Regions from separate parts of the Homo sapiens genome. Here region 1 is linked to region 2. Evidence: read pairs that join two places in POLR2A ChIA-PET (ENCODE). Cell type or tissue: B cell. All regions are shown on one strand. Links, peaks and the distances in the headings refer to the core of each region. The heading gives the core; the rest is flanking DNA.

The links. ChIA-PET counts read pairs that join two places held together with the same protein. Peaks named below come from ENCODE experiments on the same cell type or tissue, not always from the same donor. Only the 100,000 strongest peaks of a DNase experiment are listed, where the experiment ranks them.
Region 1: POLR2A ChIA-PET joins it to region 2 with 6 read pairs; 2 of 35 experiments call an interaction of 5 or more read pairs at or near these places.

The regions. Positions count from the first base shown.
Region 1 is chr19:52,086,619-52,091,994 of GRCh38, forward strand. ZNF841 (zinc finger protein 841) reads right to left here. Exons shown (of 7, transcript NM_001136499.2): 3 at 2,319-2,384. Among named protein-coding and RNA genes, the nearest start is that of ZNF841, 6.5 kb to the right of the region's middle. In B cell, for the core only: no CTCF peak of the experiment used is centred there; no DNase peak of the experiment used is centred there.
Region 2 is chr19:52,532,730-52,538,105 of GRCh38, forward strand. It overlaps ZNF808 (zinc finger protein 808), which reads left to right. Exons shown (of 5, transcript NM_001039886.4): 2 at 179-280. Among named protein-coding and RNA genes, the nearest start is that of ZNF808, 7.8 kb to the left of the region's middle. RefSeq lists enhancers at 3,302-3,531, 3,339-3,925, 3,662-3,791. In B cell, for the core only: a CTCF peak has its summit at 3,049; a DNase peak (open chromatin) is centred at 3,222; H3K4me3 peaks cover 1,522 bases; H3K27ac peaks cover 976 bases.

The DNA of each region.
Region 1 (5,376 bases), core at 141-5,140, 450 kb before region 2:
ATGAGGAAAGACAGTGGGTGTGGACAGAAACAAGAAGAGGTTCAAGGACTAAGCCATGAGTCATTCCCACATTGGGAAACATTCAGAGTCAGGACACAGCAGCAGAGGAAAGTGTGAAATGGTCAGGGAGGTGACAAGAAAATCAAATAGCTCCTGACAGGCAAAGAAAGAGTAAAGCAGGAAATGAAATACATTGGATTTAGAAATGGGGAGGTCACTGGTGACTCTGAAAAATAAAGTTATCAGTGGAATGGTGGATATGAAAGTTTCATCCAATGCATTCAAGACACAATTGGAGGCAACAAGTGAAGACAGAGACTCTGAACAAGATTGTATTGTATTATGGTCTTAAATGAAGCACAGAAGAGGGGTACTCACTACAGGCAGAAACACAGTTAATGGTATGTTTTGTTTTAATTAGGGCACAGTGGAAGGAAACTAGAGGCTTTAGGGTCTGTGTGTGTGCATGCATTTAATGGGCAATACACCACCATCAGTAAACACTGTTTAAAGTAATTCTGTAGAAGTAAAAATGAATGACACAGTTAAACAAATTTTATGGAAGCCCAAAGTATTTTCGTTGTTTTCTTTTTAACTTATATTTTAAGTTCAGGGGTACATGTGCAGGACGTGCAGGCTGGTTACATAGGTAAATGGGTCATGGGGATGTGTTGTACACATTATTTCATCATCCGGGTATTAAGCCTAGTATTCATAAGTTATTTTTCCTGATCATCTCCCTCCTCCCACCTTCCACTCTCAGGTAGATCCCAGTGTGTGTTGTTTCCCTCTATGTGTCCAAGTATTCTCATCATTTACCTCCCACTTGTAAGTGAGAACATGCAGTATTTGGTTTTCTGTTCCCGTGTTAGTTTGCTAAGGATAATGGCCTCCAGCTCCATCCATGTCCTGGGAAAGGACATGATCTCATTGTTTTTTATGGGAAGGCTGTTGTTTTGGACTAGCCTCCCGAACTACCAGACCAAGCCAGAATGAAGTCTCTTGTGCTGAGTGCCACATTATCAAACTGAACCTTGAAATGGGCCAGGTTTAGGGGAAAAAAAACTCCAAAAAATAAACAGAGAGGCCCGGCGCGGTGGCTCACACTTGTAATCCCAGCACTTTGGGAGGCTGAGGTGGGCAAATCACCTGAGGTCAGGAGATTGAGACCAGCCTGGCCAACGTGGTGAAACCCCGTCTCTACTAAAAATACAAAAATTAGCTGGGCACGGTGGTCCATGCCTGTAATGACCCCACCCCCGAATACTGGCACCACTATCTACTAAAACAGATATCTTCAATGATGCACACATGCCCCAATGAGACCCCAACATCTTCCAAGGAAACTCTCCATATTGACATTTAGATAATGCATCCAAAATGCATCTATAACCATCTTAACGTGCAGCCCAAAATACTCCAAAAAAAAAAAAAAAAACAAAGGTAGCCCCCCTAAATGATCTCTGTGATTTTCCAGATAATACTTCGGTAAGTTGCATGATTCCTGCACTCCCAAAAGACCCCGCAGAAGTCACCATGAAAAGTGCTTATGGCAGTACAGTTCTGGGTTCCACGCTCTCAAGACCAACGAACCAACCCTCCAGCTGCCCAACCTCCCTGTGGACTCCACTTAGGCCTTGCTTCTCACTTCAGTTGACGATAGAACAATATGAGTTTGGATTGTATGGGTCCATTTATAAAAGAATTTACTTCAATAAACATCTGAAAAATATTTTGAAGACTTGCAACAATTTGAAAAAACTCACAGATGAACCATGTACCCTAATTAAGAAAAAGGTATGCCAGAAATGCATAAAATATATGTAACTATTAGTCTATTTTATCACTTAGTACCATAAAACACACACAAATCTATTCTAAGTTAAAATGTACCAAATTTATATAAACACCTCTAGACTGTATATGGTTCCATCTACAGTCAAAATAAATGTAAAAAAATGTAAAGACGCAGTATTCAATCATAACTGCATTAATGAACTGTACTACATACTGAACTTCTATAATAATTTCATAGCCACCTCCCATTGCTATTGTGGTGAGCTCAGGTACCTGCTTAATGTGCCCCGTGATGTTAATCATCTCCATGTGAACTGTTAATCTCTCTAGTAAATTGCAGACCGCAGTAAAAATTGATCTCTGTGGTTCTGGCACATTTTTCATTGTTTGGTGCAATACGATAAACTCTGAATAACAACACAGGACCCATCTGAAGTGCCACTAGTGATGCTGGAAGTGCTCCCAAGAAGTAGAGAAAAGCCATGACATTATAAGAACATGTTGACTTGCTTAATACGTACCATAGATTGAGGTGTGCGATTCAGTTGCCCGCCATTTCAAGATAAATTAATCTGGTGTAAGGACCACTGTTAAAAGAGAAAATTCATGAAGCCGTCACTGCAGCTACACCAGTAGGCACGAAAACAATGTACTTTTTGCTAAATACCTTTTTTATCTCATATTGAAAATGCAGCTTTATACAGGGGCAAAATCACTATAATGAAGGCATACCTGTAGACTCTAATATGATTTGAGAAAAAGGGAAGTTATTTTATGACAACTTTAGGAAGGTAAAGGATCTAAAGCTGGAGAGTTTGATGCCAGCAAAATATGGACTGATAATTTAAGAAGTTTGGCTTAAAAAATGTCAAGATAACAGAAGCAGCCACTCCAACCAAGAGGCAGTAGATGGGGTCCCAAATGCTATGAAGAAAATCATTAATGAGCCAGGCATGATTGCTCACCCCTGTAATCCCAGCACTGTGGAAGGCCAAGGTGGGCAGGTCACTAGAGCCCAGAAGTTCCAGACCAGACTGGGCAACATGGCAAAACCCCGAGTCTACTAAAAAATACAAAAAAAAACAGCCGGACATGGTGACACACGCTTGTAGTTTCAGCTACTCGGGAGGCTGAGGTGAGAGGATGCCTTCAGCCCGGGAGGCGGACATTACAGTGAGCCGAGGTCACATCACTGCACTCCAGCCTGAGCAACCGAGCAAAAAATAAAGAAACTGTGGCATTCCAAAATGATCCATGCACAACCACTCATAATCCCACTTCCAAGTGCTTCTGCCAGACCTAAGAAATTCCTTTCCAAGAGTTCCACATACCCCTTGCTCTTATAACCACACTTGGGACAGGTGCACACACCATACCATGGCTCATCTGAAGGCCCACCCTTGCTTTCTGGAGCCTTCTATGGACTCCCCTCCATTTTCCCCCATTTTTCTACCTCTCCTCCATGCATGCATGAACAAACTAGGCTAAAAGGTACAGGATCTCTGGGCACATGCAACACAGCAGGAGTGTACACAAACTGCAAACTGAAGGACCCTGGGCCTTCAGTATGAAGACCACAAAGTTGGGCCTGCTGAGAAAACTTGCCAGCAAGTGCTGACAATATTAAGTCTAGTTTAAAGGCAGCTGGGCATTGGCTAGATTAAGTTCAGTGAGGATGTCTCAGAAGAGGGGCCCTAAATCTTTCTATACACTAAAGACAAAATATCTGAAAAAAGAAATAAAGAAAACAGTCCTATTTGTAATAGCATCAAAAGGAATAAAATACTTAGGAACAGATTTAACCAGTGAAGTAAAAGATCTGTACACTGAAAGCTCTTAAGACACTGATAAAAGATATTGAAGAGGCCAGGAAAGTGGCTCATGCCTGTAATCCCAGTGCTTTGGGAGGCTGAGGTGGGAGGATTGCTTGAGGTCAGGAGTTTGAGACCAGCCTGGGCAACATAGTGAGACTCTTTCTCTACAAAGAAAAGAAATTAGCCAGGTATGGTGGTGCATACCTGTAGTCTTAGCCCTTCACCCAGGTATGGTCGTGCATACCTATAGTCTTAGCTACCTGGGAGCCTGAGGCAGGAGGGTTGCCTGAGCCCAGGAGTTCAAACCTGCAGTGAGGTATGATCGCCCCACTGCATGCCAGCACTCCAGCTTGAGTAACAATGTGAGGCTGGTCTCTTAAAAAAAGAAAGAAAGAAAGAAAGAAGGAAGGAAGGAAGGAAGGAAGGAAAGAAAGAAAGAAAGAAAGAAAGAAAGAAAGAAAGAAAGAAAGAAAGAAAGAGAAAGAAAGAAAGAAAAAAGAAAGGACTGTAGAGAGCCAAAAGCCAAAGGGTCATGACCAACTCTGCATTCCACTGAAGGCTATATGATTAAACAGCAAACTGTTTATCATGAATGCAGGATGTGGGCAAACTCACATCTGCCCTGCCGCCAGAAGGTATGCTGAGTGCAATTACTCCCTGGCACCATGCTCCTTGAGGTTATCTACTGAAACATCTGGAGGCTACTGTTCAGAGAATGCAGTCGTGCAAGCCTGCACCAAGTCAAGCAGCTGACTGACAACCACCCGCTTCTCCCTATCTCCTTTACTCAATAAATATGAAGGGCTCTAAAAGCTCAGGACTCTTGCTCACTAGAAGCAAGGAGCCCCTGACCCCTTCTTCCAAATATACTCTTTTGTCTTTGTCTTTATTCCTGTGTCCGTCCCCCTTTGTTCAGTCCACAGGCATTGGGGCTGCAACAAAGGATAAAAAAAACATTGAAGAACACACAAAGAAATGGAAAGCTATCCCATGTTCATAGATTGTAAGAATATTTTAAAATGATTAAAATGTCCATACTACCAAAAGTGATCTGCAAATTCAGCACAATCCCTATCAACACTCCAATGCTATTTTTCACAGATAAAAAAAGAAAAAACCCTAAAACTTTTATACAACCACAAAAAACTCCAAAGAGCCAAAGCAGTGTTGAAAAAGAACATGCTAGAGGCATCATACTTTCTGATTTCAAACTATATTATAAAGGTACAGCAATCCTAACAGTATAATACTGGCATAAAAACACACAGAGAACAATCAAACACAAGAGAGCCCAGAAATAAACATGCACATATACAACTAGCCTTTGACAAGGGCACCAAGAATATACAATGAGGAAAGGACAGTCTCATCAATAAATCCTGTCGGGAAAACTGTATATTCACATTCAAAAGAATATGAAACTGGACCCTTATCTCACACTATATGCAAAGATAAACTCAAAATAGATTAAAGATTTAAATATATGATCTAAAACCGTAAAACCCCAGAAAATAGAAAAAAAGCTCCTTGACATTGATCTTGGCAATGATTTTTTTGGATATGACACCAAAAGCCCAGGCAACAAATGGTGGGACTACATCAAACTAAAAAGTGGGACTATGTCCAACTAAAAAGTTTGGCCAGGCGCAGTGGCTCATGCCTGTAATCCCAGCACTTTGGGACGCCAAGACAGGCAGAGCACTTGAGGTCAGGAGTTCGAGACCAGCCTGGCCAACATGGTGAGACCCTGTCTCTACTAAAAAAT
Region 2 (5,376 bases), core at 163-5,162:
ACGTAAAGTATTTATTAAGTATTTATTAAAGAATCTTACTCCTTTTGTGTTCCTAAACTTTGAAGATCATGTTTGGGAAGTTCAAAATAAGTATTGTTTTTTGTGTCATATTTACACATTTCAGTATGTTTTACCTTCTGGACTTAATTGGAAACGTATTGGTGTTTATATTTTGTAGATATCTCTTCCAAATGCTTGATGAAAAAGGTGGAAGGGTCACTTGACCCAGGGAGTTGAAGGCTGCAGTGAGCCCTGTTTTTGCCACCACACTCCAGCCTGGGTGAGTGAGCTACACCCTATCTCAAACAAACAAGCCAATAAATGAGAGGTATAATTCCTCCTTTGAAATTAAAGAAGGAGATTTTCTTTCCTTTCATCTCTTTTCTTAGGACATTTATTAGAAAATTTGCAAGTGCATTTTCTGTTTTCTGAGGTAGTATGTTTTCTTTCTTTTCTTTTGTTTAATTTTCTTTTATTTCCTTTTCTGTTGTTTTCTTTTCTTTCCTTTCCAACGGAGACACAGTTTCGCTCTTGTTGCCCAGGCTGGAGTTAAATGGTGCGATCTCGGCTCACTGCAATTTCCATCTCCCAGGTACATGAGATTCTACTGCTTCAACTTCCAGAGTAGCTGGGACTACAGGCACCCGCTATAATGCCTGGCTAATTTTTATAGTTTTGTAGAGACGGGGTTTCACCATGTTGGCCAGGCTGGTCTTGAACTTCTGATATCAGATGATTCTCCAGCCTTGGCCTTCCAAAGTACTGGGATTACAGGTGTGAGCCACTGCGCCCGGCCCAGGGATGTATTTCTGAAGAACTTGGGAGCTCCTTGAAAGGCAAACAACAGCCACGCGCAGTGGCTCACGCCTGTAATCCCAGCACTTTGGGAGGCCAAGGCGGGTCAATCCCGAGGTCAGGAGTTCGACACCGCCTGACAAACATGTTGAAACCCTGTCTCTACTAAAAATACGAAGAAATTAGCCGGGCATGGTGGCACATGCCTGTAGTCCCAGCTACTCAGGAAAATTGTTTGAACCTGAGAGGCAGAGGTTGCAGTGAGCCAAGATTGTGCCACTGCACTGTAGCCTGGGTGACAAAGTGAGACTCCGTCTCCAAAAAAAAAAAAAAAAAAAAAAAAGGCAAGCAACAAGATAGATTGTACCTGTGTCTCAGTAGGAAATTAAGTAATTCAAACATCAAATGATTCCAATTTAAAGCTATGGACATTTAAATAATTCTGAGCCTTGAGAGGAATGTGGTCATGCAACCAGAGTCTAGTGGAATGCAGGTGCAACTTCTAGGAGTTTTCCTGGCTGACTGTCATGGCTCAAGCCTGTAATCACAACACTTTGGGAGGCCGAGGCTTCCGGATCACTTGAGGTCAGGATTTCAAAACCAGCTTGGCTAGCGTGGTGAAACCCTGTCTCTACTAAAAATAGAGAGAAATTACAGGCGCCTGCCACCATGCCCAGCTAATTTTTGTATTAGGCTTAGTGTTAGGGTTTCTCCCCCTCCCTCGGGATGAAGCTTGTTAGCTGACAGAGATGGTCACCTCCATTACCAAGTAGAGCCAGGATGAACTATGTGTGACCAAGGGCTTTTCAAGTCCTCTTCCCTGAGGACTGATTACTGTTTATCTTGAAAACATGTCCTTAATGGGTTGTATAGAACACTGAAGTTTCTTTCTCTCTTTTCAACCTCTTAGCTGTTTGCCTCTATTTCCCATCACATTCTGGTCTAAAGCTTATTTATTAATGAAGTAGTTTTTCTTTCTTTCTCTATTATCGTCGTGGAGATGATTTCTCATTTGGGGGAAGACTCTTTGTTTTTCAATTATATTTTCTCACATTTAAAAAGTGAAGTAAAGAATATTTCCTGGGCCAGGCATGGTGACTCACGAGTGTAATCCCAGCACTTTGGGAGGCCGAGGCTGGCGGATCACTTGAAGTCAGGGTTCTAGACCAGCCTGGCCAACATGGTGAAACCCCGTCTCTACCAAAAATATGAAAGTTAGCTGGGCATGGTCGTGTGCGCTTGTAATACCAGCTACTCGAAAGGCTGAGGCAGAAGAATAGCTTCAACCCAGGAGGCAGAGGCTGCAGTGAGCCACGATCTCGCAACTGCACCCCAGCATGGGCCACAGAGAAATACTCTGTCTCAAAAATAAAAGGAAAGAAAAAAGTAAAAAAAGAGAAAGTAATAGATCTCTTTCACAAATGTGCTGGGACAACTAACTGGATATTTACATGGAAAAGAATAATATTGGATCTCTATGTCACACCATGAAAAATTTTATTTAAAAACGGGTTAAAAAAAAAAAGGCTGGGCGGGGTGGATCACATCTGTAATCCTAGCAGTTTGGGAGGCTGAGGTGGGCGGATCACAAGGTCAGGAGATCAAGACCATCCTGGCTAACATGGTGAAACCCCATCTCTACTAAAAATACAAAAAATTAGCCGAGCGTCGTGGTGGGCGCCTGTAGTCCCAGTTACTCCAAAGGCTGAGGCAGGAGAATTGCGTGAACCCGGGAGGCGGAGCTTGCAGTGAGCCAAAATCGTGCCACTGCACTCCAGCCTGGGTGACAGAGCGAGACTCCGTCTCAAAAAAAAAAAAAAAAAAAAAAAAAGAGAGAAAAGGAAAAGAGCGAGGGAGAGACGAGGGAGGGAGCCCTGCGGGAGGGGGTGTTACTTTGTCACCCAGGCTGGCCTGGACCCCCAGGTTCAGCGATTCTCCCGCCGCTGCTTCCTGAGTAGCTGGGACCTCAGGCTTCCGCCCCGTGCCCGCATCCCTGCTGTGTTTAGGCAGCAGGTGGTGACCTCACTCCTCCCTGGCCTGAGCACTCCGTCCCGCATCCCAGGCGGAGGCCCTAGGGAAGTCTCTGAAGCTGAGCACAGGGTGGACCCTCCCTCCTGAATGAATGGAGAATAGAAAGGGGGAGGATTTCTGTTATGTTCTGTGGGCCATCAGCATGAAATCGTATATTCCGCCCCGGCAGGGCTTTGCATTTCACATTTTAGTTTGCATGCCCGTTCCAGACAATTCCAGGGCTTTTGAATCATGCTTCAGCCTTCCTGGCCGCTCTCACCTCCAAACACCGAAAAAAACAGGCGCTGGGTGCGAGGCGGAGGGATGCACAGGTCCCGCCCCGGCCCCGCCCTCTGTCGGTTCTAAAGGGCAAGGTCTCTCTGCCTCGCGCCCCGCCTCTACCCCGCCCAGGCCCCGCCAAACTGTTCGCCGGCCCCGCCCAGGCCTGGCTTCAGTCCTGGGCGCGCAAACCCCGAGGCGGATCGCGTGGAGTGAAGGTCGTACCGCGGCGCGTGAGTTTTGCTCTGCCTTGTATTAAGTTTGCGCTTCCCAGGTCCCTGGCGCGTCTGTCCCTGGAAAGTGGGGTCCCCACGGACCTGGAAATTCTCGCCTGTCTTCCTTCATCCAGAGCAAATTGAGATGTCCCCGTAAGAGTCCGGAAGTTGCTTGCTTTTGGGTTTGAACTCGTCCGGAGGCTGGTCCCAACCCCGGTCTTTCTGCTATAGGGCAGTGTATACACTTCCTGTCGCTTAGTTTTCCTGGTCAAAACCCTGTGCTGACTCCACCCACCCCGTTCTTTTTAAAGTCCCCGACCCGCGAGGTGGATTCCCGCCCTGGGCGCCTCCCAGCCTCTCCGTCTTCGGCCCCTGGAGCGAAGCGCTGTGTCCCCAGTCCTGGGGAGGCTGCGTCTTCTGCCTGGTCCTGGAATTCTGCAGGTGCCACCCTTGTCTTAAGGCGCCGTCGCCCCCTACATCCCCCCTCGTGGTGGGCCCTGCTGCTCCCCAATTCTTCCCTTCGCAGTCACCGCTTCCCCTGAACCAGCGTAGGGCAGGTCCCAGCGGCTTGTCCTATGACACCGGGTATTCTTGCCTGCCCAGCTCCACCCTCCGGAAAATGCGCTTCTCCGCGATGCGGGTGTCTTACCCCAAACCCGCAGAGTGGTGCTGGTGGCAATGAGAACAGAGGGAGAAACACAGCAGGGAGGACACCGGGGGATCTGGGGTGCTAGAGAGTGGGGACAGGGGGGCGTAACAGGGAAGAGAGAATTTAACAGGGAGAGCAGAGGAGACGCAGAGATAAGAGGCGGTAATATGTAGAGATTGAGGACGATCAAAAGATTGGGGAGAAGGAGCAACAAGAGGTTAAATAAGGACCGGGCGCTTTGGCTCATGCCTGTAATCCCAGCAGTTTGGGAAGCTTAGGCGGGCGGATCACCTGAGATCCGGAGTTCGAGACCAGCCTGACCAACATGGAGAAACCCCATCCCTGCTAAAAATACAAAACTAGCTGGGCGCGGTTGCATATGCCTGTAATGTCAGCTATTAGGGAGGCTGAGGCCAGAGAATCGCTTGAACTTGGGAGGCGGAGGTTGCGGTGAGCCGAGATCGCACCATTGCACTCCAGCCTGGGCAACAAGAGTGAAACTCTTTCTCAAAAAAAAAGCGGTTAAATAAGTTGTGAGGATGGAGCAGAAGAGGTGGAAGAGGAGTAATAGAGGGAAGAAGGGGATAAATAGCAGGAGAGTAGAGGGGTACAAAATGAGGAGCACAATCCCAGGGAAAAAGAAAAGAAAACAAGAGCTAGAGAGAGAAGGGGAGAATGAGAGATATGTACAGAATTAGAGAGGGAAGCACAGTAATGAAGAAAGAGGGGCCAGGTGCAGTGGCTCATGCCTGTAATCCCAGCACTTTAGGAGACTGAGGCAGAGGGATTGCTTGAGTCCAGGAGTTCAAGACCAGCCTAGGCAAAATAGACACCCCATCTCTTTCAAAAAGAAAGAAAAAATTAACGGGGCATGATAGTGTGCAGCTGTAATTTCAGCTACTCTGTAGGCGGAGGCTGGAGGATCACTTGAGCCCAGGAGCTCCAGGCTGCTGTGAGCAGAGATCATGCCACTGTACTCCAGCCTGGTCAAAAGAGCAAGACCCTGTCTCAAAAAAAAAAAAAAAAGGGTGGGGGACTTTGGGTACAGATGAGTGTGTGAGTTCATTGGATATGATTAGTTGTGACATGTTGACTTCTGTCTATAAAATCTAATAACTTGTTTAAATTATACAGATGAGTTTGAGAATTTTAAATGTCCTATCTGTGAGCCATGTATGTTCTATAAATATTGGTATCAGAGGTTAGCTTCCACTTGGAATCCCTATTCAGACCGAGGGCAGTGACATTCAATTGTGGGTCACTCTTCCCTTTTCCCATGGTGGGGTAGGAAGTGGTGGGAAAAAAAAATCGCTGTTATTACATAATACTTTTAATTAATTAATTAATATTTTGAGATAGGGTCTGGCTCTGTCGCTCAGCTGGAGTACAATGGCGTTATCTACTCTAACTGCAGCCTCGACCTCTTAG